Regions from separate parts of the Mus musculus genome. Here all the other regions are linked to region 2. The links are chromatin loops, found by intact Hi-C in ENCODE. Cell type or tissue: left cerebral cortex. All regions are shown on one strand. Region 1 overlaps Clasp2 (CLIP associating protein 2). Region 2 holds the start of Clasp2 (CLIP associating protein 2). Region 3 overlaps Clasp2 (CLIP associating protein 2). Region 4 overlaps Clasp2 (CLIP associating protein 2). Region 5 overlaps Clasp2 (CLIP associating protein 2). Region 6 overlaps Clasp2 (CLIP associating protein 2). Region 7 overlaps Clasp2 (CLIP associating protein 2).

Region 1 (4,000 bases), 110 kb after region 2:
GTGTTTGTGGCTGTAGATGCTGCGGGCAGTGACAAGAGCAGCACACACTTAGTGTGGGGACTGGGTACACAGAGATAACAACACTATCATTTCCTAAATACCAGAAATAGTGCTTAATGGCTAAATAAAGAATGAGAAAAGTGAGTATAGCCACAACGAAGTGATATATATTTATGCTGAAGTTCTATATTTATAATAAGCACTTTATTGCTTACTTCACTAAAGAAAAGCATAAGATTTAGAAATTGGAGAACATTCTCCTAAAAACTATCTCATCACCATTATTACTCTAAAAGGGGAATTTGGGTCAGTTTAGATTTGATTTACAGTTTCTTTTCCTGGCTGTCCCATGGCTGTCCTTAAGTATAAGACAACAAAAGCACTCCATGTCATGCACAGTGTCTCATGCTTTTCTAAAATATCTTTTTCAGCATACCCATGTACCTAGACTTATTCCTTTAATAACAAGCAACTGCACATCAAAGTCAGTTCCTGTAAGGAGGTAAGTGTTAGGGGGAAAGGGCTTCTAGTATAAATTAGGTAATTCATTTAATCCTTAGTTTAGTGTAACAATTAGTTATAACTTCTTAATATTACCTTTTCCAATAAAACCATGATATAATTTTTTCAAATTTGTTTACCTTTACTCCTGAGTGTGTGTGTGTGTGTGTGTGTGTGTGTGTGTATGCATGCGCCATAGTAGACTCGTAGAAGTCAGAAGACAGCTTTCAAGAATCAGTTCTTTTCTTCAACTGTGTGTATCCTGGGATTGAAAATACCAGGCTGGTTGTGAGCACTCGTACAGTTGCTCACCCATCTCTAGCCCATGATACAAGCTTTTTAACCACCTCCCATTTAAGGGCAAGTGGGTGGAGCAACTGCTGTGTGCACTCAGGTTTCTCACTTAAGCTGTGGCTTATTTACTTCTCTGGTTGACTTGTTCTCCAAAGTATAGAGTTAGAAATAGCTAGAATCCCACAGGTGTCACTGTTGTGTATCTCAGTGCATATGTAAGTCATGGGCTGATTGAGCTCACCCCATGGACTGCAGATTGAACACTAAGAGTTTATAATTTGTGTGTAGAAGACAGGAAATAGATAAATCAACATTGTTAGTCCCTTTCTTTCTCGTCATGCTCTTTGGAAGCAGTCATTTCATTTGACAGAAGGTCTTGCAATATAGCCAGGCTGGCCTTGACCTTAGAATTGTTTTGCCTTTGGTTTTCAAGTACAAAGATTTCAGGCTATGCACCACCACATCTAGCTTGATTTCTTCAAAACGTATTGCCATCAGTGATTAGGACCTAAAGGCTAATGGTGTACATTTGTGGTAGAGCACTGGTCTAACACTGGAGAATCAAGGCTACAGTGAGTGTAAGGAAAGTGCTGTGTCTTTACGTGCGGTATTTGTACAGTGTATGTTGGAGAACAATGCAGTTTGCACAGCATTTTATCATTAGACAATGGCTGAACACGCCGTTTTGTCCTTTACGTGATTTAAAAATTTTAGAAAGTTATGTAGTCACCTCTTTGAAATCTTAGGAGTCAGAAATAAGATCCCATAGGTGAAATCTGGCTAACAGCTCATTTTCCCAAATCCTACAACTGAAGAAAAAAATTAGAGATTTAGGAGAAAATACATGTGTCTTTGCTTTAAAATTCTATGTGCCTATATTTAAAATAGAAGCAAAAGTTCTGTACTATTATGTACTTATCACTGCGTATTCCTTTAAGTGTGTGATCTACGTTGGGTCTACATAGCGCGTATGGATTCTGAGGACTGCTTTAATGAGCCTGTTCTCGCCTTCCACTTTCATGTGTGCCTCCCTCTCTCTGGGCTCCAGCATAAACACTTCGCATTTAACAAATATTCTGCAATTAAATTATAGGCTTCAAACTTCCTTTAAACTATCTAGCATAGTAATAGTAAAATACTTTAAGTTTGTTTTTGTTTTTCTAATTAAGATAATCTGAAAATAAGTCTTGTGTGTTTAATTCAGAGGCAAAATGAACTATTGTAAAAAAAGTGATATTTCTCAGTGTGTTTAATTGTAATTTAACATTTATTTTTCAGACGTTCATTTGAATTTTTAGATTTGCTGCTGCAAGAATGGCAGACTCATTCACTGGAAAGGTAGGCACCCCACCCACACAAACAGCATCAAGAGTCTCAGCCTTCTTCCCGGCAGTAGGCACGCTGCTGTGTTGTTTACATTGTGTCTCATCTGTCTGGAGATGTGTGTCCTTGTGTGTCTTCCTTTGAGCTGGGATGCTGTGCTCCTCCTGTGCATTCAGGTTTGGTGTCTTGGGTGACAGCTCCTTAGGTAGACTGGGTTATATACGATCCTTCACATTGCATTGGGTAACATTTTACCAAGCACATACGAGGCAAGTTTCATGAGCTGCAGTCTTGGAAAGGGCTTCCTGTTTAAAGTAAGAGAGTTATTTTGAAGAGAAAGTTGTTGGGCTATTTCCCCACATTCGCTGAGATGTGTCACTGGACAGCATCTGTTGTCATTTTGAGATGAAGGAAAGTATGACCAGCTCGTCGGCTCTTTACAGGGCTGTGTATTACTGTTTCATGCCACCTTTCAGTTTTGAAGCATCAGCAGTAACCTACATTTTTAGTGAATATATTGCTGATTTCTATTTTTAATTGAATTCGTTACATTTATTTTTAGTTTAAGAAATTATATGTATAGGTATGGGGGTGTAGGTACCCTAGGAAACCAAAGGTGTCAAATCCCCTGAGACTGGAGTTATAGGTAGCTGTGAGTTGCCTAATGTGGGAGCTGGGGTCAAACTCCAGTCACCTGCAATAACAGTATGTGCTCTTAACTGCTAAGCAATCTCTACAGACCTTATAGGTCTATTTTTTTAATTAAAAAATTTAAAAACATAGACACAAAGTATTTCATTTTTGTTTGTTTTTTGGCAGCTACTATTTTATTTATTGGTTAGATCAATTGTTCTCAACTTCTGAGTCTTGACCCATTTGGTGGTCAAACAACCCTTTCATAGGGGTAACATATCAGATATTTATATTACGATTCATAACAGTAGCAAAATAACAGTTATGAAGTACAACAAAATAATTTATAGTTGGGGATCACCACAACACCAGGAACGGTACTAAAGGGTTGCAGCAGTAGGACGGTTGAGAGCCCCTGGTTTAGATCAAACTTGTAGCAAATCATTTTCCACAGTTGTGCGATAGTGAGGAGCCCACCATACAGGCATTTTCCACCATCAAGTTTATAATTTTTAAATTTAAATATTGCACATTTATTTACCTGTTGTCAGGATTCTATAAAAACACTTCCAGATTTATAGTCTCTGAAGTATCAGAAGGAAGCAGTATATGGGTGAGCTGTGTGGGGAAGACTTAGAAAATCCTCTAGTCTTTGACCAGGGCAGACCTGCAGTCCCAGCTAGTGAGGATAGAACATAAGTCAGGTTGACCAGGCTGCATAGAAAGATTCATCTCAGTAAGAAAAGAGAGAAAAGGATGTTAGGTGTTGTATTGCACACTTGCAACCTCAGTACTCTAGAGGCTGATGAAGGAAGATTGTGAGTTCAAGACCATCCTGGACTTTGTGGCAACACTGCCTTTAAGGGGAAGTGGGGTGGGGATGTTACAGTCTTAATTATTTCACTAATTAATCTTTCACTTTTCCCTCTCCTTTGGGGTAGATGTGTATTATGTAGGAATAACTATTGTATGTGGTGAAATGCAGTATGAAATATTAATGTAAAGATGCTTTTATTGTGTAGACATGCAGCTGTTTTGGTTGAAACGATTAAGAAGGGCATTCATGATGCTGATGCTGAGGCCAGAGTGGAGGCAAGGAAGTAAGTTTGTACTATATTTTTGTGACAATCTAATTAAACATATTTAAGGTATTGTGTTTCTTTAAAGGAATTATGTTGAGAGGTGATTCTATTACCAATTTCCCAATTACTCTGTTTGACTAATTCTAGCAAAATTAAAGTGCATTTTA
Region 2 (4,000 bases):
CGTCAAGAGAAAATGTGGATCCATTTGCAAAACCTCGGTATCAACTGGAAACAGAAAGTCCTCCAGGGCGACTGTGGGGGTGGCAGCAGGAAGGGACAGCCAGGCCTGTGCCGAGGAAGAACGCGACCCGTGTATTCCGGTTTTAAGAGACGGCAGGGGCGGGGCAGGGAGAGAAGTACCAAAAAGTTTTGAGTCTTGATGATGGCGGCGGAGCGAATCGCCGGAGATGCCGGAATTCCCACACTGGCCTTCCAGGGTCGCCCACGCGAGGCGACCCACACGGCCCCGACAGCCCAAGGCTCGGGCCATCAGTAGCGCCACAGGCCGCAGCCCACAGGGGCTCGGGCGCGCCGGGAGGCCGGGCTGGAGGCCGGGCGCGTCGCTCTGACGTCACGCGCGCGCTGACGTCGCCGGCAGCCGCAGCCTCTGAAGCGGGGCTGGGACCGGGGGGCGCCGAGTTTGATTAGTTTAGGGGGGCCGTCCCCCGCCGGCCGCCGCACCCCAGGCAGCGGCGTCTCTGCGTGTCGGCGCGTCCCGGAGGCTTCACCGCCGCGCCTCGGCGGTGCTGCGAGGAAAGTTGGCGTGTAAGGGGCGACGGGCGTGTGAGGGGTGGCGGGCGCGGCCATGGAGCCCCGCGGCGCCGAGTACTTCTGCGCCCAAGTGCTGCAGAAGGACGTGAGCGGCCGGCTGCAGGCGGGCGAGGAGCTGCTGCTCTGCCTCGGCACGCCCGGAGCCATCCCGGACCTGGAGGACGATCCGAGCCGCCTGGCTAAGACCGTGGACGCGCTCACCCGCTGGGTGGGCTCGAGCAACTACCGGGTGAGCGGCGGTGCGAACGGGCGCGCGGCCGGGGCGGGCGGGCGCGCTGCCGCCGGGGTCCGGGGACGCGCTGGCATCGCCCCCCAGGGCTTGGGGTACGGCCCCAGGCGGCGGTTCGGTGACACGTTGCTGTGTTGCTTGGCGCTTTACAAAGTGGTAACTTGCGGCCCAAGGCTTTAAGACTTTGTAACGTTTGTCTACGCCCGATGGCAACGCCTGCGCTGAGATGGGGCGTTTGAGTACGGCGTGAAGTTGGACCGTCAAGTTCATCTCTTGCTGTTATACTTAATCTCCAGTTTCTTTTCTCTCTACCCTCTCTTCATCCCTCTCCGCCTCTCTTCCTTTTTTTTTCTTTTTTGCTTCTCTCTTCCTCCCTCTCTTTCCTCTGTCGTTCCCTCCCCGTCTCCCTCCTCTCTTTTCCTCTCCCCTCTCCCTTTCTCCCTCTTTTCTTTCGTAGTCTTTACGTGAAGGTTGAGATCACCCAAAAGCACCGTTAGCGCGTATTCAGGTCCTTCGCACGGAAGGACTGCTCATCTCATGGCATTTATTCACATTTCCCTTAATTGACAGCAGAAAGCCGTTGACCACTCATCAGTTCTCTTGTTTTCCCGCAGTTGGGACGAACTTAGATTTGAAACACTATGGTTTAGTTGATGCTGCAAACGAAGCGGGAATGGGGAGGAGTGCGGTAAGGTACGAGGAGGAATGGGTGTCCGGTCAGCATCAGGGAGTTGTTATGTAGCCACCGATGGAGAAAAGTGAATATTCTGTAATTAGTTGGAGTTGTTAGTGGTTACTTTTCTTTTTAGTCTTCTGGTGGCAGTATTGCTTTAAAATGCAGGCGGGAGCTCCCGTGGATGGAACGATTCTTAGTGATGTATCCAGCAAATAGGCTGTACTTTGAAAGCTTCTATCTATAGAGACAAGAAAAGCAGTTTTAATGATGAGATCTTTATGGAATTGTTGGAAGGTTAGACTTAGCAAGATTTAAAATAAAGTTTTCCTAGCACATATTATCAAATGTACATAATGGGTTTCACTGGCATCTTCATGCATGCATCTGTGTAATGTACGTTGTTCACTTTCACCGCTATTTCCCACTCTTGCTATTTCCATATAGTTCCTCTCTACCTTTGTATCTTTTTTTTTTTTGATTAAATGAATCAGTAAGCTTAAGGTTATTTAAAGGAGTATGGGTGAAGGGTTCAATAAAGGAACATGGGCATCTTATTAGTGACTGCATCACTGAAGAAAATATTTCCCCTATAATGTTTAAGGCCAGATTGGACTATATGATGAGGCCCTGTCTCAAAAAAAGGGGGGGGGGTAGGGGGCTTGGGGAAAGCTAATATTTACTAAAATACAGGGAGTATTAATTTCTTTTGAAGAAATTACCTAGCTCCCCTTACTGTGTAAGCAAGGCACATGTGTGCTCAGCATGGCTGTTTTGTGCTGTGTTGCAGCACTGGCTATTGTGGGAAGTCAGCCCGTTAGTAATGTTGGCTCACTGTCTCTAGAGGAAGCTGCTGGGCTTCGTTCTCCACACTGACAGTGGATTGCCTTGGAGCCTTTGCAGCCCTCAGATGTTTGTCCACAAGTGGCAGTAGTGATACCACAGTTGTCAACTCTGTTGTCACATCTCTGAGCATCCAGCTAACTGGCTAGAGTCCTTCCAGGAAGTATCTGATGTTCACACATTCTTTCCATGTTCCTTACAAGATACTTAGCCTGAGACAACTTAAGCAGTTGGAAGTGCCACAGGCCTTACAGCTTTGTCAAACACTTTCTGGTAGCGCTGCTCATTAGTCTTTATTTCTGGTACATGAATGAGTCACCTGTCTTCCTTAGGTCAGTTCCTTGGTTCTGCCATTAGATGCCACGCCTTCTTCTCTACTCAAGGACACTCATCACCCAGTTTTCTCCTTCAGAAATTACTAGTTCTCAGTACTTAATATTTTAGCATAAAACCTTTTCTAATGTTTGTTAGAGGGTATTCTATTCTAGTGAGCCTGTTATTTGGGTTTTATTTGTTTACTTACTTATTGACACAAGATTTCACTTCTCACTATGTAGCCCTGGCTAGCATAGAAGTCACTGTGTACACTAGGTTATCCTTAGATTCACAGAGATAGGCCTGTATCTGCCTCCTTTCTCTCACCTAAGGACTGGGATTAAAGGTATGTGCCACCACTCCTGGTTATTTTTAGTTTTTAAAAAATTATTTTTTGTTTTATTGTATATGTGTGTGGCTGTTTTAAATGCATGCATGTCTGTGTATGTGTGCATGGCTTGTGCCCACAGATACCAGAAGAAGGCATTTGCATCCTTTGATTTACAGACAGTTGTGAGCTGCCATGTGGATGCTGGGAATAGAACCTGGGTCCTATGGATGAGCTGCCAGTGGTCTTAACTGCCAAGCCATCTCTCCAGCCCTCATAGCTAGAGTATAATTAGTATGGTGTTAAGATAAAGTTGGAGGCCAGTGGATATACAGATGTACAGGGTTTAAGTTTGTTTATTTTTTCGAAACAGGGTTTCCTGGGGCTTAGGTTGGCCTCTATTTTACTGTACATCTAAGGCCACATGATCCTATTTTAAATGTGGTAGGCTTTATATGAGGGACAGTCCTTTAGTTCTTTGTTGGAAAGGAAAGGAATAGCAGAAGAAATCCTTGGTAGTAAGGCCTGGTTTGGTAGCAGAGACAGTGCTGTGATTTTTTTTTTCTGTTTCTTTTCTCTTTCTTTTTCTTTTCTCTCTTCTCCTCTTCCTCCTCCTCTTCTTTCTTTCTTTCTTTCTTTCTTTCTTTCTTTCTTTTTTTTTTGAGACAGGATGTGGTGACTTGAATGACAGTGGCTCCCTTAGGCTAATATATTTGAGTCTTGAGTACTCCCGTCTCCAGGTGGTGGACTGTTGAGGAAGGATTAGGAGAGGTGTGTGTGTGTGTGTGTGTGTGTGTCCTTGTTGGAGCAGGTGCGTCACTGAGGGAGGGCATTGGCGGTTCACAAACCCACACCAGGCTTGGTCTCACCTCTCCCAGTTTTCAGTTCAGGATGTAAGCCCTCAGCTACTGTTTGAGTGTCATGCTAGTCTGCTCCCTGCTCTGATGGACTGGTCCTCTGAAACTGTAAGCAAGCCTTCAATTAAGTGCTTTCTTCTATAAACTGCTTTGGCTGTGGTTTCT
Region 3 (4,000 bases), 170 kb after region 2:
GCTTATGACATGCACTTGATACACACAATAAAAGGAAAGAGTCAACTCTTGCAAGTGGTCCTCAGAATCCCATATACACCCGGGCATATGTTCCCACGCACGCGCGCGCACGCACACACACTCTCGCAGAACAATATAATTTAAATTTTTATTTTGGGATAGGATGGCTTCTGTGGAATGTCACCACCTCTGGCCTCCACATGCATGGTTTGAGCATATGCTCTATCACATGCAATGCTTGGAGACCAAGACCATTCCCATCAAATATGTCCTTGGTGATTCATCCAGTTTCACTTTCTCCAGTTTGCTTCTTATTTTCTAATTAGAGTTCACCAGCCTGCACTTCCACATAGCAACAAGAGTTTGCTGTTTAAATAACAGATGAAAATAACAAATTGAAGACAGGCAGTGGCGGTGCACGCTTTTAATCCCAGTACTTGGGAGGCAGAGGCAGGTGGATTTCTGAGTTCGAGGCCAGCCTGGTCTACAAAGTGAGTTCCAGGACAGCCAGGGCTACACAGAGAAACCCTGTCTCAGAAAAAAAAAAAAAAAAAGACAGACAGACAGAAGGGAATTAAAAGAATTTCTGAGTTCAAGGACAGCCTGGTCTACAGAATGAGTTCCAGGACAGCCAGGGGAACACAGAGAAACCCTGTCTCAAAAAAAAACAAACAAACCAACAAAAAAAAAAAAATTAAAGAAAGAAAGAGTGAGGAAGGAAGAAAGAGAAAATAACAAATTGTCATTTTTGAATATGAATTACCTACAAGACCTTTGTCTTTCTTACATGGTTACTCAGTAGGGTAAGAGAAACAGTCTTCATAAGAGCTGTGTAAATTCATGTCCATGACATTTTTTTCCCCTATAAACCTCAGTGGGTCCTGCTCATCATTACTGCCCGGCAGGCAAGGAGTACTTGTACTACTTTCATTTCTATGACATGGAACAAAGCAAAAATGGATAAATGCTTAAAATCATGAAGCTAGAAAGAAGGGAGACTGACAGTGGAGCCCAGTACTGACATCTGGCACTTGCTAGTCTGATCTTACCTCCTTTTCTGTATTCATTTTAGTTTACTGCAAGATTTTCAGTGCAAACCCAAAGTATCAAGTCATATTAAATGCTTAATGAAATTTGTGCTTAGGATTTGTATTTTTTCCTAGCTGGCTCTCCCTTTTGTTCTAGGTGGTGAGATCTGCTGAGGAAGCTGCCTCCGTATTGGCTACTTCCATTAGTCCAGAGCAGTGCATCAAAGTGCTTTGTCCCATCATACAAACCGCTGACTACCCTATTAATCTGGCTGCAATCAAAATGCAAACAAAAGTGATAGAGAGAGTATCCAAGGAGACCCTTAACATGCTCTTACCAGAGATCATGCCGGGTCTAATACAGGTAAGCTGCAAGGCTCGGAGAAGTAAGTCGGCATGCGTGGGGCTTCATTTATTTTACATGGGTTTCAAGCAACACTAGTTGCACAGTCAAGTCTGCAGTGGTCAAGACAAGATGTTGCATTGTAGGTATGGGTGGGTCGGTTTACATATGGTATAAAATTCGTACCATAAAATGTACTACTTCTTTACCCCCAAAGTACACAGTCTGGTGTTGTTAAATACATAATGTAGTGTCATGTAACCATCACTAATGTCGATGGTCAGAATTTTCCCATCATTGTATACTAGCATTCTGTACCCACTAAGAAATAAAATACAGTTCTCCTAACCTCCCTCTCAGGTCCCAATAATCTCTATTCTGTTGTCTCTGACCTTAATTATTATAGATTTTTCATATATGTAAAAACCATAAATATTTGTTCACTTATTTAATACTTTGTAGGTTCATTAATTTTATGTCGGATTTTCACTCTATCATTTAGGAATGTTCATTTGTTTATCCATCATTAAATGTCTGGGTTCTGCTTTTTTCCTCCTTTTTATTACTGTAACTATTATAGTCCTTGTATGCATCTACCAACAGAAATCTATTGCCACATCTGTCTTGAAAGTGGTGATACTGAATATGTTTTATATATATATATATATATATATATATATATATATATATATATATATAGTTACATATAGTTATATGTGTGTGTGTGTGTATATATATATATATATATATAGATAGATAGATGCACTGTGACCGTGACTTTGTCTCTTATCCCAAACATATAAACATTTTAGCAAAACTGGGATCATATTTTGCAATATAGACACATACTGTAAGACTCTGTTAATATTCTTAATGTAGTTTAGCAGCAGAACAGTATTCCGTACTATATATATTGAGTCTTTTTAAAGACAATGGGTAATTTATTCCCTTGCACTTACAGTATTTTATTTTTGACTTTGCCCTGAGCTTTGTTACTCACTGTGTCTGTGCAGGGCTGTGTATGCTTTGGTAGAAAGCACAACATGCACATAGTCATGTATACTCCGTATACAATGATGCCTTGGGATGTGCAGGTATTAGCCGAGAGCTTCTGGAACTCCAGGCTCCCTAGTTCGTTTGCTTGCGCTTTTGTGACTGTAGCCTCATGGTGGCCTCAAACTTGTAGCTGTCTTCCTATCTCAGATTCCCAAGTGCTGGGGTTATAGGCTTGTACCTGCATGTGCAGCCTAAATTCTGATTAGTTTGATGCAAAGCCTTATGACAAGTAATTACTGAAAACCTGTCAGAAAAGCACAAGAACCATGCTTTTACAGTATTTGTATTATAAACCTCTAAAATAGAGTATATAGATAGTAGGGCTAGAACAAAGAGCAATAGCAGTCTATAGTATTTTACTATCTGTGAATATTTCACATAAAAATTTTCCCCCTGAGCAGCTAGGATTGCATACTAGAGAGAGAGAGAGAGAGAGAGAGAGAGAGAGAGAGAGAGAGAGAGAGAGAGAGAGAGAGAATGAATATGAATGAAAAGGACAGATACAGTAGTGCATGCCTTTAAATCCCAACACTTGGTAGGTAGAGTTATGTTCATCTCCATGAGTTCCAAGCCAGCAAGGAAAACTGAGAAGACCAGAGAATGGGAGAAAAACTATCTAGACAGTGGTGGCATATGTGTGTTTAATCCCAGCACTAGAAGGCAGAGTCAGGCAGATCTCTGATTTTGAGATCAGACTGGTCTACAGGGTTCCAGGACAGCCAGGGCTACACAGAGAACCCTGACTCAAAAAACAAAACAAAACAAAACAAAACAAAACAACAATAGAATGGGGAAAAATTATAAATTAGTATCTGATAACAATCAGGACATACGTAAAGGCGTATTCTAACTTAACAACAAGAGAATGTTTTTAATGGAAAAAAGCTTGTAGGACATTTCGACAAACAAGATTTACAAGTAACACAGCCAGCAAACAAGTGGAAAAGTTGGCTCTCATTAGCACTTATGGAAATACTCATCAAAACCACAATGGGGGGCAGGAGGAAGCTAGAGAGAGGGCTCAGTGGTTATAACAGTGCCATGCTTCTTCTACCTACCCACCCCCATGCACACACACTCTTGAAAATGTATGTTTAATTATTATTCTATATATATAGGTGTTCTGTGGCTGCATACATTTGTGTACCACATGCATGCTGATATCTGTGGAAACTAGAGGCCTCAGATCCTCAGTAACTGGTGTTTTAGATGGTTGGAAGGTACCATGTGCATGCTGAAAACAGGGCCCAGTCCTCTGGAAGAGCAACCAGTGCTCTTAACCACTCAGCCATCTCTCCAGCCTCTCTTTCAGAGGACCCAAGTCCAGTTCTCGGCACCCACATCAGGTGGCTCATAACCACCTGTAACTCCAGCTCCAGAGGATCCAGTGCTCTCTCCTGGCCTCGGCAGGAACCGCACTCATGTGTACCAACTCCTGCTTAGACACACAGATATCCACAGAATCAGAAACAAAAGTAAACTGAGGCCAAGCAGTGGTGGCACGCGCCTTTAATCCCAGCACTCAGGAGGCAGAGGCAGGCGGATTTCTGAGTTCGAGACAAGCCTGGTCTAC
Region 4 (4,000 bases), 99 kb after region 2:
GCTCGGAACTATCCTTAACTCCAGGTCTAGGGTATCTAACAACAGCTTCTGATCTTCACAGGCACCATGCACACATGTGGTGCACGTATATATGTGCAGGCAAAACATTCATACACGTAAAATAAAATGTAAACATTGAGAAGTCTCTCTCTCTCTCTCTCTCTCTCTCTCTCTCTCTCTCTCTCTCTCTCTCTCTCTCTGTGTGTGTGTGTGTGTGTGTGTGTGTGTGTAAAGAAAGCTGTCCCAACAGCTATCAATTCCAAATAGTTCCTTTGTTAGGATGTATGTTTGCATCTACCCTTCTCTGTACCTACATTCACTTCCTTACATTTTTCTAGTTTTAATCACTTACCATCCTCACAGCACCCAAAGCAACTGGCCTAATTGTTTTCTTCATTTACAGTTCTGTTGTAATAGTGGTAAAGCAGTGTTTCCCACCTTACTTCCCTTCTATTAGTCTATTTCATATCCATTTCCTTTACAAATGGATTCTTCTTTATTTGGTCAATTAAATATTATAGATAATTAAGGGTTACTTCTGGATCCTAACTTCCTACTTGCATTTTGTTGCTTTATGACTTCAACAACATGGCTTTATCTAGTACCTGTATATTGATTATATCTAATTTTACCTCTAAACCAGACCTCTGCTGAGCATTAAAATTATTTTCTTTTAGGGGCCTCAGAGACATCTCAAACACAACCTGTCTAAAATCAGAATCACAATCTCCCTTCTTAACACTTGATCTTCCAGTATTCTTTATGTGGAAACCATCTTTCAGTCAGCTAGAGAAGTTAGGAACCAATAGGACATTCTAACCCAATGTTCTTTGCATACCAAGGAGACACATGAGGAGCCCAGGGACAGAGGGCTTGAAAAATTATGGAGTCACTGGAGTGAATTATTGAGTTACTTTCTCCCTTTTTCATGGTTTAGAGAAGGTCTTTAGATTGTCTTCCAAGATAGCACCTTGTACTACAATTAGACGTGGTATTTATAATAGATATATTATATTTGTTATATATTATAAATATAATATATTTATTATAAAATTTGCTGAAAGGACCTGTTTTAATTGAGTTTTGTTTTCCCCCTTTTAGAGACACAATGTAGCCAGGTGAGTTATATGCTTAGTCTATTCTGGCACTAGCCCTTTTTTCAAATAGTTTTACAAAACTAAAGCATGTCTTTTTAACAATATTTTGTAATATTGTATAAATTATGTTTTTGGGAAGTTGCTCCTTTTTTGTTCCTTGGACATCTGCTCCATGGGAAGCATTCTAGAAGCATGTTTGAGGTTGTCCTTGTGGGGACAAGGAGCAAAGAGGGCTGAAAGGAAGGCTGTTGGGGCATCTACTCTCTGTCACCGTCTCCACTGAAAGTGTAGCTAGGGTGTGAAATGGCCTTTCTATATTAAAAAACTATTTCAAACACTGGTGCATCGTTTTATGTTATTTACAGCAAGAAATTTTGTTCTAATTTTCAATATTTTCTTTTAAGATCTATTCTAGTCGAGAACTTGAAGAGACGTTAAATAAGATCAGGGAAATTTTGTCAGATGACAAACATGACTGGGACCAGCGTGCCAATGCGGTAAGTTTTCTCATGACCTTCCTTTCTTATCCCTGTCTTCTTAGCAGCACTCCTGTTCAGAACTTGAGGAGAGCATGCACTCAGCTGTGATGCAGGCTGAGTGGTCATGAGTTAAAATCTGACGGTAATATTCTTTCTCTGTGGGAAATATGGCTGTCATAGGCATTGTTGGCTTTAGATTGTCTTTTCTTCTTCTGTTTTTGCTGATCATCTCAGTGCATGTCCTGCAGCCTGGTAGCCAGTGAGGTTGAGAGAGCTCTGGCCTGGCCTCTGTGGAGTCACCTAGCTACTTATCAGCACCATTGTCATTGCACCCTGAGTCATGAGGACTTGCCAGAGAAGAGATTGACTTCTCCTGTGAGCTCGGCATTTGTTCAACATTGACATAATTTTGATGCAGGGTGTCTATTCATCTGACTCTTAAATATAGTAAATGTGGTTGACTTATTTACATTTTTGGTCATCCTTGAGCTAGGAATGGTTTATTTGCAGTACATTTCTTGAGGAAAGTATTAGATGAATGTTAAAATAATGTTTGTGTTGACATCAGATCTATATTGTATTTCACATTCTGTGATACCAATTTTGTCAGATGACAGTGAGTGCCTCAGTATCCCCAAGGCCGGGAAAGGGCTGATTTGAAGATGCCTGTGCTCTGAAAGCCTCTAGTCTGGCTAATAGATATTCCTGACAAATAGTTCTCTTTTAATATTATGCATTACAGATGGTTTTCCATCTATATGTTTAGAAGTCTGTATTTTTGAATGTTTAACATATTGTTCTTAACACAGAAAATAGTGCTCTGAATTTGTTTAAATATGATTTTGTATTTACTTTTAAAGTTGTACATCACATATAAGTCACAATTTAAAAAATAAAACAACTTTTTCATTGATGACTTACGGAGAAACATCACAGATTAAAATAAAAGACGAACTTGAACCTGAAGGTTTTTTGTTTTCCTTTGAAAGTAGTCATTCAGAAATAATTAGTCTGAATGTCTTGGAGTCTGTGCATTCAAATCAACATAATACCCTCCACTCCTTTTATTTAAAGTAAGCAATGCTTAATCCCTCGCTCTTTTTTACTTAACAAATTGTACCTATACAATATTCCTGGTTAAGCGAATATACATGTTAAGCGTGTATTGACTGCTCAGATATTTACTGAATGCTGATTGGTGTGTACATACATTCTTTAGTTTGATATATGTATGTGTAACTCATTAAACTCATTCTCATTTGACAATGACAGAGTTTTAAAGTTTTTTTTTTCTTTTTTCATTTTAATGATGTTGGTGGGGGTACTTTTGTTTGTTTATTTAGATAGGATCTCTCTGGTATTCTTGGCTTGCCCTGCAGGTTTCTATGTAAAGAAAGCAACCACTGAGAGAGGGGGTGGGGGAGGGAGGGAGAGGGGGAGAGAGAGAGAAAGAGAGAGAGAGATTGGCCTACTGCTCTCTGCCACCTGAGTATGGGATGAAGTCAGTCTCCACCAGGCTCAGCTTTAATGATATAGTCCATGTCCTTCTGCTGCCTTTCCCTTGATACAGTGTTAATAAGTATTCCATCACCAAACTGAATCCCAGACCTTTGCACATCCTTGTAACAATTGTTTCCATAGGCTAGAGTATTTACATGTGGGTTCTTGGTAAAGAGTGCATGCAGCTTTATTTCTGTAGATGAATAAAGGTTTTAGTCCTTCACAAATTTACTCAAACTTTTTTGTGAGCGTTTATTTTCTCTGGTGTAGTGTAGTCTATCAAGTGTGTAAGGTTTTTGCCTGTCCGATGTACAGATAATATTTTCTTCCAGCTTTGGCTTCCTTGTCAGTAGTGCAGCTGAACACAGTTTTATATATGTACTTTATCAATTTATTACTAGTTTTTCTTTTTCTCTCTTTATTTTCATTTCTTATGTATTGATTGTATTGTACTTGCTTAGCATGTATGAGACCTTGGGTTTGAGCATGAACACACACACACAGCTTGGAAGGGAGAAGGAAAGGCAGGGGTGAGAGACTATCAATAGATAATGATAGTGGTTGTCCAGTGTTGTAAATGTACTTAAATGTTACCAATTAAATAGTTTAAAATGATAAATTTCAATGTTAATTACATTTTTCTGTACTTTGGAAAAGAATGATTAGAAAAATGTAAATTTTCTTTTTTATGTGAACATGTATCTGTTCCATATGTATCTAAGCTTGTAACGCTGCTTCCCAGAAAGCTTTGTATTGATTTGTGTGTTTATTTACACAGTGCATTCAATGTGACGAAAATTTCAGAATTTTGTTATGTAAATTTAATGAAACCCATAAACTTAATTGTAAAGAAAAACCTTTAGATGTTTAGATGATGTAATTTGGATGACTTCTCTGTAGACTCTCAGCTCTTATATCAATAAT
Region 5 (4,000 bases), 79 kb after region 2:
AAAATTCTGATCCTTTTGCCTTCAAACACTCTAAGCGCTAGGACTGCAGGTGCATGCCACTGCACCCAGCTGAGGATGATGGGACCTAGGGCTCTGCATGCTAGGCAGTACCTCCACCAACAAACTGTACCTCCAGCCTCCAGCTTAAGGTTTTAAACTTAGAAAGACACTAGAGTGCCTGCTCATGACCTCGTGACCCAGAGATTGTTACTGGTAGCATTTGAGTCCTTCTATGCTGAACTTCTCTGTTCTTTTTGATGGGAAATGATGTGTTAGAACATTGTAAAGCTTTATAGACACAAATCTATTCTAGTTCTGCCTTAGAAAGATAAACATATCTTTAAGAAAAACTGCCTGTGTGAGACTTTCTTAGCCTCATTGTAGTTGATCCATGTAAATAGAAGTTTATAATAATGGCTGCAATCCCAAGCTTATATTTATATTTGTGTACATCCTAATGAAGTTGAATTCTTGAATATTATTTTTATAATGTGCATATTCTGAATTAATTTTTTTCCTTTCAACTTAGTCTTTTTAAAAAAATTTTTATGTTGCTTGCCAATGATAAAAACTTGAACACATTGTTTCATTTTAAATATAAAAATCATGGCAATTCCTACAATAAACAATATAATTAAATTTGAGGGGCTGGAGAGAGATGCTCAGCAGTTAAGAGCGTGAACTGCTCTTGAAGAGCAACCATATTTGGTTCTCAGCATTCACACTGGGCTGTTCACAAGTACCTGTAACATCCAATGCCTCCAGTCCCTGAGGAGGGCCCTTGCACACATTTGTACACACTCATACACTACATACAGTTTTAAATAGTCTTTCAAAACCTTGAATACTGTCTTGCCTCAGTAGTGTCACCAGTCTGAAATAACTGCTGTGTGTTCTCTGTCCTTCTGTGGTGTCAGTCCTTTTTATTATGTAGGTCCTAAAATTAGATTCTCTCTTCATTAATGAATATATTTTTCAGTATTAAGAATGGAAGCTGTTGCCTCCACTTCAATATCTTTTCTTAGACTGTTTCTGCTACTTTAACAGTATGCCTTAGACTGGATAATTTATAGAGAGTAGAGACTTACTTTCTCTCTCTCCCTTTTTTTTTCTTTCTCTTTTTTGTTTTTTTTTTGAGACAGGGTTTCTCTGTGTGGCCCTGTCTGTCCTGGAACTCACTCTGTAGACAAGGCTGGCCTCGAACTCAGAAATCCGCCTGCCTTTGCCTCCCGAGTGCTGGGATTAAAGGCGTGTGCCACCACGCCCGGCTAGTCTTACTTTCTCTTTTAAAGGGATATTGAATTTGCTACTGGCATGTGCTGAAGGTCTTCTGCTGTAGGTTACACCACATGCCAACAGTGTCCAGGTCTCTTTCCCTCTTATAAAGGGAAGTCTCATCAAAGCAGCTTACCTTGCCCCTTCTCCCAAAGGCCATCTCTTAAAGACCGTAGTCTGAATGTGGGGAACACAGTAGGCATCTGCACATATCTCGGCCTCAAACTTTGCCCAACTTGATTTTCCATAATTTTTATTACAAAGAATTTTTACATGTAGCACAGTTGGTAAATAGTAAACACTTATCACTTGTATGTATAACCAGTAATTCCCCATATTCCTTTGTCTTGTCTTCAGATAGATTTTCACAGCTATGCTTTTGTGTACAAAAACATGACATGACATTTCACCCCTAGTTATTAATATGCATCTCTTTAGAGTTAGAAAGCATGCTCAATTATGACCACAGTATGATTGTTGAACATAAGAAACTTTTGTGATATTATCTAAAATAGTCACATAACCAATTATATCTCTGGGACATTGATATTTTAAAGCCTTACAGTTGTCTTTTGCATTGCCCCAAGTATTTTCTGACTTCTATGTGATGTTATTTCATTTGTTTCTATAGCCTTTTTATTTTATAAAAATTGACTTCTAACATACATGCCTAGCTCTCTCCAAGTGTCCTACGAAAATTCCAAAGTAGCGTTAGCTTTGCCTTCAGAGCGAGGATGTGTTTGTTCTCTCTCAGATAGCTGGTGACTTCATTCCAGGCGAGTTTGCCTTTTCCTTTACAGTGTCTTATCTGACTGTAGTTAGATGCCTTTTAAAGTCTTGTATATGTGCTCTGAGCTTGCCCACTGCTTTGCTGTTCTTTCCTGCAATGGCTGTGTATTCTGTTGAATTTCTATTGCTGCTTATGGTTCTTTTCCTCTTAATGTTTGGACTTTGTTTTTCAGTCAGTTACTTTTATCATCAGAAAAGCTTCTTTCTTCACTTTCTTTTTTATTCTGTCTGTGTAGATGCTATTTTGGATTTTCCTGCATGATGTGTATTCTGCGTTTGGAATGAAGCTTTGCTCATTTAAACTGGCCCTCTTCTGTTGGTCTGTGGAAATGCATAGCTACATGCAGTGCCAGAGTTCTCCTTCTGCATCTGGAATGATCATTTTATCTCTCTGGAGCCTTTTTGTTTCTTCTTTTCCTTTGCCCACCAATCTTTGGAGGGTACTTCCACCTTTTAATCACCACTTAATTATGGTCTTGGGGGACACCTTCAGCAGATCCTGAGTTGCCTCTGGTGGGCTTAGTCATTTCTGTCCCTTGCTTACTTGTGAATTTCAGCTTGAAATATTTTTCTTCTTCATTATTTTTTTTGTTAGCAAGCTCTGTAGTTTTGTTTACTCTTTTCAGTGTCTATAGATTTATATAGAACATGTACTTGAATATTTGCATTGACTAGATATCTGCATATTCACAGAGTCAGTGTCTACTGTAACTTTTGATGTTGTTTTGCCTCGTTTTTTTTTTTTGTTTGTTTGTTTGTTTGTTTGTTTTTTATGGGAGGACTCATTCTGTAGCCTTGACTGGTCTGGAGCTTGCTGTATAGCTGCCATGACTGCAAACTCACCGAGCTTCACCTGCTTCAGTGCTGGGATTAAAGGCATGGTTCTCAACTGTCATTTTTCTACTTGATAAATGTTTTTTTGTTTTTTTTTTTCAGCTGCATACTCCGTTAGCATCGTTAAATTCTGGGACATTAGTGAATAAGCTGTACTTTCCCCACTTTTTTCACTTTTTGTTATTTGTTTACTTATTCGATAGGTGTCATAGTAATCTTGCCTGTCCTGACTATATAGATCAGGCTTGTCTTGAACTTCTCTGCTCTTACAGCCTCTGCCTCCCTAGTGCTGGGATCACAGGCCTCACGCACTGTGCTTAGCTGAATCCAGGTTTCTTTGCTATGGTTTTTGTGTATGGTTTTGTCTGCCAGTGGTCCATGTGATGCAGACTTGCTCCTTAGGGTGACATTATGAAGAAATGGCATGTAACCTCGAAGAACAGGGCCCAGTGTGAGATGTTTAGGTCACTGAGGGTGCTCCTCTTATAAGGGATTAATTTTCATGGCCCACATAAAGAGTAAGCTTGGGCCAAAATCTATCTACATTCATACCTTGCCGCTTTGAGTGCTTCCTTTGTCTGCACAGCTTTCTTCCCGATGTTCCCAGTCTCAGGCATGTTGTCAAATTAGTAGAAAATAAACAGATACAGTTGTCATATTTAAATATTTTGTAAATGTATAGGTGCATTTTGAACTTTCCATTTTATTCTTTACTTGATCTATCCCTGCACCACAACTCATTAATCACAATTATTTTAGTTCTTAAGATTTTACATTTGATAGATAATATATTCAATTTCTTTTCTGCAGGACTTTCTGAATAGTTCTTGACTTACTGCTCATCTAAGTAGTTTTTAGTCAGTTTGGAAAATCCCCTTTTTTGAGCCTGGTTATTACTGCTGTACATGGGCAGACTGGACATCTATATGGTGACAGGTTTTCCTGTCATGAATATAAAGTTTATCTTTGTTTATTTGTGTGCTTTAAATGGCCAATACCTTTTTGTATTACTGTGATAAAACACCATGATCAGAAGCAAGCTGGGGAGGGAAGGATTTATTTTAGCTTAAAACTCCATCCCTGAGGGAAGTCAGAGCATCAA
Region 6 (4,000 bases), 52 kb after region 2:
AGACCCCAGACTTTTATTTTGAAGTGGAGTAGCAGCTGTTGGCTATTGCGGTGCAGAGCTGCAGCGCGGCCTGGGTCACACAGTGCTCCCGGTGCCTGTAGGCTGCAGGCCGAGCCCAGTGGCGCAGGCACTAAGCTACACTTATTTTGCTGTGATATTTGACCTTTTGGTTTGAGAGAGCTCCCTGGACCATCTGAATGGCTATGGGAGATGGTGAGTATGATTCCTTTTTCTTGTTGTGCTATGTTATACACTTGGTTTTAAGGTGATGATTGTTTGCTATGTAAGAGATGTATTTCCCCTCAGAATGAAGGACATTTACGTGCTTGTGTGTATTTTTGCTGTATATGGGGTTTTTTTTTTGGGGTGTCTTTCACTTGATGTGTCAGTGTGGGGTCTGGCAAACATAAGGTGGGATTTACCTTGCAACCCAAGCACGGCTTTTTCAGTCTTTGGTATTGGGTCACCAAAGGGTAGTGGAAGGGTCAGGGAATGTGTACAGGAGCTGTGGAGGAGAATGTGGCCTTTGGAGCAATGGCAGATTTAGGCAGGGAGGTTTGATTAGCTAGCTTGACATCTTTCCTGTTGTATTTGACAGAATTTCAATTCCGTGGTAATAAAATACTTAGAGAAGCAAAATGGCTTGCCATGGATACTATACTAATTAGTATGCTTGTGGTTTGTCAGTGTCTCTAGTAAACATCCTTTAAGAAATTTATATAGGACATAATTTGATCACACATTGCTTTTGTTGGTGTTTTGGGAAGGACAATCTTAAAGACACCTATTTCAATAGTATTTTATACTTCTCAGAGGCACTTTCATATACTTTATATACATTGTCTCATCAGGCACAAATGACCAGTGAACTACACAGATATTTGGTGTTTCCATTTCACAGATTAGGAAACTAAGACCTGCTGAAAGGTGTGTTCCAGGTCCAGGCACAGAGCAAACTGGGCTGAAGCAAGAGCCGCAAATGTGTATCTGCTATTGTCCTTCTTAACACTGTTTGAGCTTTTTATTAAGATGCTTTGAGATATGTTTCATAATAACATCATTATCAGAGATGTGTACAGGGGGACTGTAAGGTTCTACCGTGTTTTTTCTCTTTTCTGTTTCTCTTTTTTTTCTGGTGTGTATCTGTGTGTCTAGGTTCTTAATGATTCCTTGCTTGGATTTTTAGGTTTTAAGTCTTAATGTCAGCCTTCCTATGATTAGATTATGACCTCTGTCCTCCAAGAGTTGGTTCTCTTGGCAATATTAGGAATAGGTTGCAAACTTACCAAGTTGCTGTTATTGATAGTCATTTAAAGTATTTTATGTACATTGAAATAGAAATGTGATAATACATTTTGTATTACACATTGTTATGAGTGATTTTGAGAATTTATGTAATTTTTATATGGTCTTATGTAAATAATTTAGATATACTTTATTAAAGTAAAAACATTAAATTAATTTCTCACATACTTAAGAGCATTTCCAAGTTTCTTAGGAAGATTAAACAACAAAAATGTTTAATTTTTAGGCAACTGAATGTTGCATTTGCTTTGAACCATGTCTAGATTTTATTTTATTTTTTTCTACCTATTTTTGGCTGTCCATATATGTTTATTTGGTTTTTATTTTCTAAATAATACATACATTCAGACAGGTTAGGAATATATTGATTTTGTTTTTCATTCAAAGTAATGACCTCTTGTAAAGTTTCCAACTAATTTTCTTTCTTAAAATAGTAACATTTTTGTTGGGTTAAAATATGCCTTTTTAAAAAAACCTTAAAAGTCTGAATAATAAAGAAAGGCAGTAGGCTGTCAGAATGAATAGTTTTAACATTTGGTATGATTACTGAGTGTGATGAGTTTCTCACATACAATTTGAATGTGTGAACACCATGCACAATTTCATTGCTCTATTCCTATTTGCACATTTAAAAATTTTAACTATGAATATAGTGTGTAAATATCTTTTAAAAATTGAAATGATCATATTACAAAAAACTCTGTAAACTTGTTCATACTTTATGCAGTGAGATCTCCTGCCTTTTATATGCTTTAACATAAATATGCTTTCATATATAAACCTTCAAACAAATTCTGTGTTGATTGTTGTTTATTTGTGTTAGGCGTGGGGACTGGGGAATGGAGCCCAGGGCCTCACTTCCTCTGTGCAGTATTTTACTGCTGAGGCACATCCCTTGAAAGCAGTCATTCTGAATATACTTTTGACATTTGCTATGTCTGCTCAGCACATGAAGTGTGTTACTATCATGCTGTCATGTGTTATTCTACCTCTTCTGTGTAAACTGTTGCATGGTCTTCCACTGTATACATGCAGTATAACTATTTCACCTTCAGTGAAAGTTTACATCCTTTGCCATGTATAATTTTTCCTAAGTTGGTCTGGGACAGACACTTTTACCCAGGCTGTTTATGTGAGTACAGAGACGTGCATTTTCCCCCCAAATACTCTGTAAGTAGCATTTTAGAACTTAAAAGTCTGCCTTTAAATTGTGTTAGCTGTAACAATATTCCAGAAATACGTTATTATATACATTCCAACAGTAGTACCTACTAGCCAATATTCTTTTCAGTTCATTGCTTGCTATTATTACTTGTTTAAACAATTTTCCAATCATATCAGTGAAAAGTATTTCAGACATTATCAAACATAGCTGCTTTCTGGCAACCCTTCTCATCTTCATATGACTCGTGTGTGTATGTGTGTGTGTGTTTGTGTTCTCTTAGCTGCCTTTTGGTTTGCTTTATTTATTTGGTCTGCTTACTTACACAGGTGTATGTGAAAGCCAGAGGTTAGTGCCTTTCTTCATTACTCTTGTGTATTTTCTAAGACAGTATTTCTCAGTCAACTTGGACTTCACTGTTTAGCTGGGCTGATTGGCCAGGAAGCCGGTGGGATCTATCCATTGCAGCCATCCAGAGATAGCAATGAAGCTTTAGATATGGTTTGCTGTGTGCCATGCTCAGCTGTTTTGTGGGTGCTGAGTGCTTAGTGTTTGTACAATAAACACTTACTTTACCCACTGAGCCATCTCCCTAGTCTCACCTTGTGGCATCTTTGACCAAATCATTTGACTTTTTATTTGTTTATAGTTGATTTTTAGATATTCCAGTGATGTCATTGGTGGTTTTATTTTAAGGTCAATTCAGATTTATGAGGTCCTGGAATGACTTACTGCTTGGTGAATTCTTGAGGGTAGATTTTGGATGTTTTTAACTTAAGTTGTCTCATTCTTAATTCCAAAGCATAAAACCAAACATTTTGAGTAATTATGTAATATTATGCTCTAGGCAGTCAAATCAGAGAGGGTTAATTAAAAACCTGTAGGATTATTATGTGGTACTGACGCCTGCATTTGGCCGCAGAAGCATGAGAAAGGAATTTGGCCTTTTGTTGTTCCTGCAGAATGGCTGGAAAGAAATAAGGTTTTGTTACAAATGGACTTTTCCTAAATTTTTTATATTTCAATATAGTCTATTAAAAAATTAATATTTTAAGAATATACACAACTGGACCAGGCATGGTGGCAAACTTTAACCCCAGCACTCAGGAGGGAAATGCTTTGTGATCTCAAGGCCAGCTTGGTCTATACAGTGAGTTCTAAACCACCCAGGGCAATGTAGTGAGATCCTTAGGGATCAACCTTCCATGAGATCCTTTGGCTTCTAGGATCACATGTAACTCATCTGAAATTTAGTTTAAGAGGAATAGAATACTGATGCTGAAAAGATCCTTCTTCCTTGCTCTTGAACATTTTTTTTTTTTTTATGACACACTAGGATTGTATGATGTAAATCACAGGAGAGAAACCTGCCTTTTACTTGATGGTGTAAGGCCAGTATTTTCTACTAAAATCAATGATAGGATAAAAAAAATAAATGTATGGAGAGAAAGTAAATTACAAGGATCAAAAGAGTGGATGGTCCTGAGAATCAGGAAAGCCAGTGCTGTGCAGAATAGTCCAAGAAGAGATGCC
Region 7 (4,000 bases), 160 kb after region 2:
GGAGTGGTTTTCCTTCTTCCACTGGGGGTTCTAGGGATATAGTACAAGTGTCCAGGCTTGCTCAGCAGCAAGCACCTTTACCCAACAGGCCATCTTGCTAGCCCTAGATCAAATTCTTGATTCATTAGTCAGTAGCCACCATGACCCTTTTGGAGGCCTTTTGTAAAATGTCTTACAACATCTATTACAATTAGTAGCCTAAGTTTTGTTATTGGTTATACATCATGGCTTGCTTCATGAGATTATCCATTAAAATTACAGAATGTTAAATCAGAGTTTAGGAAAGAAAAATGTATCAGATCTTACCACCGAATCTATTGGTTAATAGATTTGTGACAATTTTGCTGGGTAAATTCTAGCCTTAATTGAATTTAGAGTTTGATTATAGAATTCATCACATTAACATTATGTTCATTGTTCATTTATGTACTCTGCCTCATCCATTGAGATGACGTAGGAAGTGGATGCTCTTGTTGAAAAACCACGCCTACCTGAGTTCAATCCCTAGGTCACCATGTAACGTGAAGGAAGAGAACTAGTCCACAAAGCTTCCTCTGACCTCCACAGACACACTGTTGTACCCACTCCCACCACAAGCATGTCACAGACACAATGTCGTACCCACCACAAGCATGTACTAGAATACTTGTTTTTTATTTCAAAATCCTCCTGCCTTTTTTCTTCTAACTTTATCTTTTGTTTTTGAGAATAATGGCAGCAAGTCTAAGTAGGTGAAGTACAGTTGAGCTTCTTTTCTCTACTGAGGACTGCTCCCAATGACACTAGAAGGTGTAGCTGCTCCTGCTGGCCTCGAACTGCCCATGTGGCAGAGAATGGCTGTAGATCCTCTGCCCCAAACTCCTGAGTGCTAAGAATACTGACAATCACTAGCAACTACACTTGTTTCTTCTTCAACTAGCGCTTTTATTACTTGTTAATTACAGGGACTGTAAAGCTTTCTATAAAGGGCCAGGTGGCAAATATTCTAGGCTTTTAATCCAAGTGGTCTGTGGCCTCCCTTCCGTTCTGATCTTGTACCAAAGCAGGCACAGGGAGTCCCAGCATACATAAGCTTGGCTGCGCTCCAGGAAGACTGCATTTATGCATACTGAAACTCGAATTCTGTATACTGTCCATGTTATAAAAATATTTATTTAAAAGTGTAAGGAATCTGTCTTGGCAAGATGGCTCAGTAGGTAAAAGTTCATGCTGCAAAGTGTCTGATGGCCTGAGTCATTGCAGTCCACACACACACACACACACACACACACACACACACACACACACGAGTATAATTTTAAGACCAGGCATGGTGCTCCATGCTTTTAAGCCCAGCAATCATCAGACAGAAGTAGGAGAATCTCTGGTATACATAGTGAGTTCCAGGACAGCCAGGGCTAAACAGAAAGGACTTTAAGAATAAATACAGTGTTAGCTGGCTATAGTGATATTTGCCTATAACTTCAGAACTTTGGAGGCAAGGCAAGAGACTCTTGAGTTTGAGGCCTGGTTTTGGGTTACAGAGTGAGTTTGTATGTCAAAAATAGATAACTCTTTTCTTTATAAATATCCTCAGATGTGGTTATTTCAGCATACATACGCTGGCAGAACACTCATACACATCAATATAAAAATCAAATCAAACAATAAAATAAGTAAAAACTAATGCTATCTTTTTCACAGTGCATTTGATTACGATACAGAGAACATGAATTCTGAAGACATTTATAGCTCCCTTAGAGGCGTCACTGAGGCAATCCAGAATTTCAGCTTCAGAAGCCAAGAAGATATGAGTGAGCCAGTGAGGAGGGACCCTAAAAAGGAGGATGGTGACACAGTAAGTGTTCACATGTTCTTACCATGTGTTATCATCATGCCCAACGTGAGTGTGTGTGTTCATGTGTATGCAAGTTGTTAGTTTATTTTAAACTTTGCTTTCTGGTGTGTTCATATATAATTCTTTAGAAGCTTAAGTCACTCTCCAAGTATTTACTGTCAACCATGTACATACTAGTGAGTTTTAGATGTTATATCTGTAAGAGAGAGCTGTGCCCTAGTTCTTTTTAGACTCCTAACTAAAAATGTGCCAGATAGGACTGTCAATGTACAGTTTACACTCTTGAGTCAGGGCATGGAGGCCTCTGTCAAATGACATTTGGACCAAACCAGAAAACCTAAGAGGAGAATTCTGTGAACTAATTAGCCCCATTTTGCTAATGTTTAAGAGGCTATTTAAGAAAGATAATATCATGGGCTGGAGAGATGGCTCAGCAGTTAGGAGCACTGACTGTTCTTCCAGAGGTCCTGAGTTCAATTCCCAGCAACCACATGGTGGCTCTGGTGCCCTCTTCTGGCATGCAGGTATATATGCAGATAGAGAACTCATACATTAAGGAAAAAAAAATAGAGAAATAAATAAATTTAAAAAGAATAGAGTTGAGGGCTGGCAAGATGGCTCAGTGGTTAAGAGCGCCGACTGCTCTCCCGAAGGTCCCGAGTTCAAATCCCAGCAACCACATGGTGGCTCACAGCCATCCGTAATGAAATCTGACGCCCTCTTCTGGAGTACCTGAGGACAGCTACAGTGTACTTACATATACTAAATAAATAAATCTTTAAAAAAAAAAAAAAGAGAGAAAAAAAAAAAAAAAGAATAGAGTTGAGATACATTAACACCCTTGCCCAAACACCAACATTAATACAAATACTAGCATCAAGAGTATCATCACCAGAAACACAATCATCTGAATCTACGGAGTGACTTCATGCCACACTTCCTGCTGAGAACTCTACACACAGCCCTCATCCTGTTTGCAGTCTGTGTGCACCCAGTACAAGTCACGCATTGGTTTTGGCACTACTGGAGGCACCGAGATAACATTTACTACTGCTGTAGCGACTACATGCAGGTCTAGGATAGGGAACCTCAGACCTGGGTGGTAAGACTTTCTGACAACCATTTTTATGGACCAGGGAAAACCAAGTGAAAGAAAAGGCAGGTGGGGAGTCCTTCAGAGCAGTACAGCCCTTCATGTGCTGAAATGCGGCAGCTCTGTGGATACTGAGCAATAATTTGCTCAATGGGAATGAAGGGATGGCTTATTTTAAAGGAAGTCTAAGCTGCCAGAGGCAGAAGGAAAACGTAACTACTGATATACCATAGCAGAGGAAATCGGTTAAGTAATAAATAGCATCACATGTCAGACAAGTAGGTTATAACATTCTCTGTTTGGACCACACACTGACGATGCAGACTGCTGTTACTACAGTTCATATGGGAAAATATAAACTCCCATTGTTTCCACTGTGAGGCTCGGGGTTAAGAAGCATGATCTAGTGTGTTCAAGGTCAAGCCAGTGGGTAGCTCATCTGCTGGGACCGGCCGCATCCCACTCTCTTTTCTTTCCCTATTTATTTTTTTCCATCACAGTATGTTGATTGATTATTTGGGAATTTCACATCAGGCATCCCAGTCACACTCACTTCCCAGTTCTCCCAGGTCTACTCCCCACCTAGTGATCTCTTCCCAGAAAAAAGAATGGAAAAAAAAAGTTTATTTTATATTGCCCATATACTCACTGGATGCTCACAGCCATCTGTCATGGGATCTGATGCCCTCTTCTGATGTGTCTGAAGACAGCAATGGTTTACTCATATACATTTAAAAAAAAAAAAAAGAAAGAAAGTTAGAGGCTGGGAATTGAACTCAGATGCTCTGGAAGAACAGGAAACTACTAAATCATCTATCTCTCCAACCACCAAGAAACATCTTTTTAGAGTATGAAGAAGGTATGTAGAAATTAGCTAACTTGCTCTGCCTTCCTCTTCCTGTTAACAGATATGTAGTGGTCCTGGGATGTCAGATCCAAGAGCAGGAGGTGATGCTGCTGACGGCAGCCAGCCAGCTCTGGATAATAAAGCATCGTTGCTCCACTCAATGCCACTCCACTCCTCTCCACGCTCCCGTGACTATAACCCATATAACTACTCAGATAGCATC

What was found. Hi-C counts contacts between places; a loop is a spot of excess contacts. Peaks named below come from ENCODE experiments on the same cell type or tissue, not always from the same donor. Only the 100,000 strongest peaks of a DNase experiment are listed, where the experiment ranks them.
Region 1: a loop joins it to region 2, with 2.4 times the contacts of the local background. A loop is called at or near these places in 6 of 42 quality-filtered maps.
Region 3: it touches region 2 in a loop (4-fold over the local background); 15 of 42 quality-filtered maps call a loop at or near these places.
Region 4: it touches region 2 in a loop (4-fold over the local background); 3 of 42 quality-filtered maps call a loop at or near these places.
Region 5: a loop joins it to region 2, with 6 times the contacts of the local background. A loop is called at or near these places in 9 of 42 quality-filtered maps.
Region 6: it touches region 2 in a loop (6-fold over the local background); 12 of 42 quality-filtered maps call a loop at or near these places.
Region 7: it touches region 2 in a loop (3-fold over the local background); 12 of 42 quality-filtered maps call a loop at or near these places.

The regions. Positions count from the first base shown.
Region 1 is chr9:113,848,050-113,852,049 of GRCm38, forward strand. Clasp2 (CLIP associating protein 2) reads left to right here. Exons shown (of 40, transcript NM_001114347.1): 13 at 432-502; 14 at 2,074-2,133; 15 at 3,774-3,851. Among named protein-coding and RNA genes, the nearest start is that of Gm39439, 81 kb to the right of the region's middle. In left cerebral cortex, no CTCF peak of the experiment used is centred here; a DNase peak (open chromatin) is centred at 2,451.
Region 2 is chr9:113,741,057-113,745,056 of GRCm38, forward strand. It overlaps Clasp2 (CLIP associating protein 2), which reads left to right and starts at 417. Exons shown (of 40, transcript NM_001114347.1): 1 at 417-819. The coding sequence starts at 625. In left cerebral cortex, CTCF peaks have their summits at 1,626 and 2,386; DNase peaks (open chromatin) are centred at 177, 339, 813, 1,660 and 1 more place; H3K4me3 peaks cover 1,795 bases; H3K27ac peaks cover 992 bases.
Region 3 is chr9:113,910,225-113,914,224 of GRCm38, forward strand. It overlaps Clasp2 (CLIP associating protein 2), which reads left to right. Exons shown (of 40, transcript NM_001114347.1): 38 at 1,186-1,392. All of the region lies in intron 3 of Gm39439 (a long non-coding RNA gene), which reads right to left. Among named protein-coding and RNA genes, the nearest start is that of Gm39439, 19 kb to the right of the region's middle. In left cerebral cortex, no CTCF peak of the experiment used is centred here; no DNase peak of the experiment used is centred here.
Region 4 is chr9:113,840,058-113,844,057 of GRCm38, forward strand. It overlaps Clasp2 (CLIP associating protein 2), which reads left to right. Exons shown (of 40, transcript NM_001114347.1): 10 at 1,502-1,594. Among named protein-coding and RNA genes, the nearest start is that of Gm39439, 89 kb to the right of the region's middle. In left cerebral cortex, no CTCF peak of the experiment used is centred here; no DNase peak of the experiment used is centred here.
Region 5 is chr9:113,819,972-113,823,971 of GRCm38, forward strand. All of the region lies in intron 8 of Clasp2 (CLIP associating protein 2), which reads left to right. Among named protein-coding and RNA genes, the nearest start is that of Clasp2, 80 kb to the left of the region's middle. In left cerebral cortex, a CTCF peak has its summit at 2,391; a DNase peak (open chromatin) is centred at 2,364.
Region 6 is chr9:113,793,254-113,797,253 of GRCm38, forward strand. The region is part of intron 7 of Clasp2 (CLIP associating protein 2); the gene reads left to right. Among named protein-coding and RNA genes, the nearest start is that of Clasp2, 54 kb to the left of the region's middle. In left cerebral cortex, a CTCF peak has its summit at 121; no DNase peak of the experiment used is centred here; H3K4me3 peaks cover 2,509 bases; H3K27ac peaks cover 1,320 bases.
Region 7 is chr9:113,902,159-113,906,158 of GRCm38, forward strand. It overlaps Clasp2 (CLIP associating protein 2), which reads left to right. Exons shown (of 40, transcript NM_001114347.1): 34 at 1,684-1,837; 35 at 3,839-4,000. Among named protein-coding and RNA genes, the nearest start is that of Gm39439, 27 kb to the right of the region's middle. In left cerebral cortex, CTCF peaks have their summits at 2,358 (motif pointing left) and 2,562 (motif pointing left); DNase peaks (open chromatin) are centred at 1,077 and 2,325.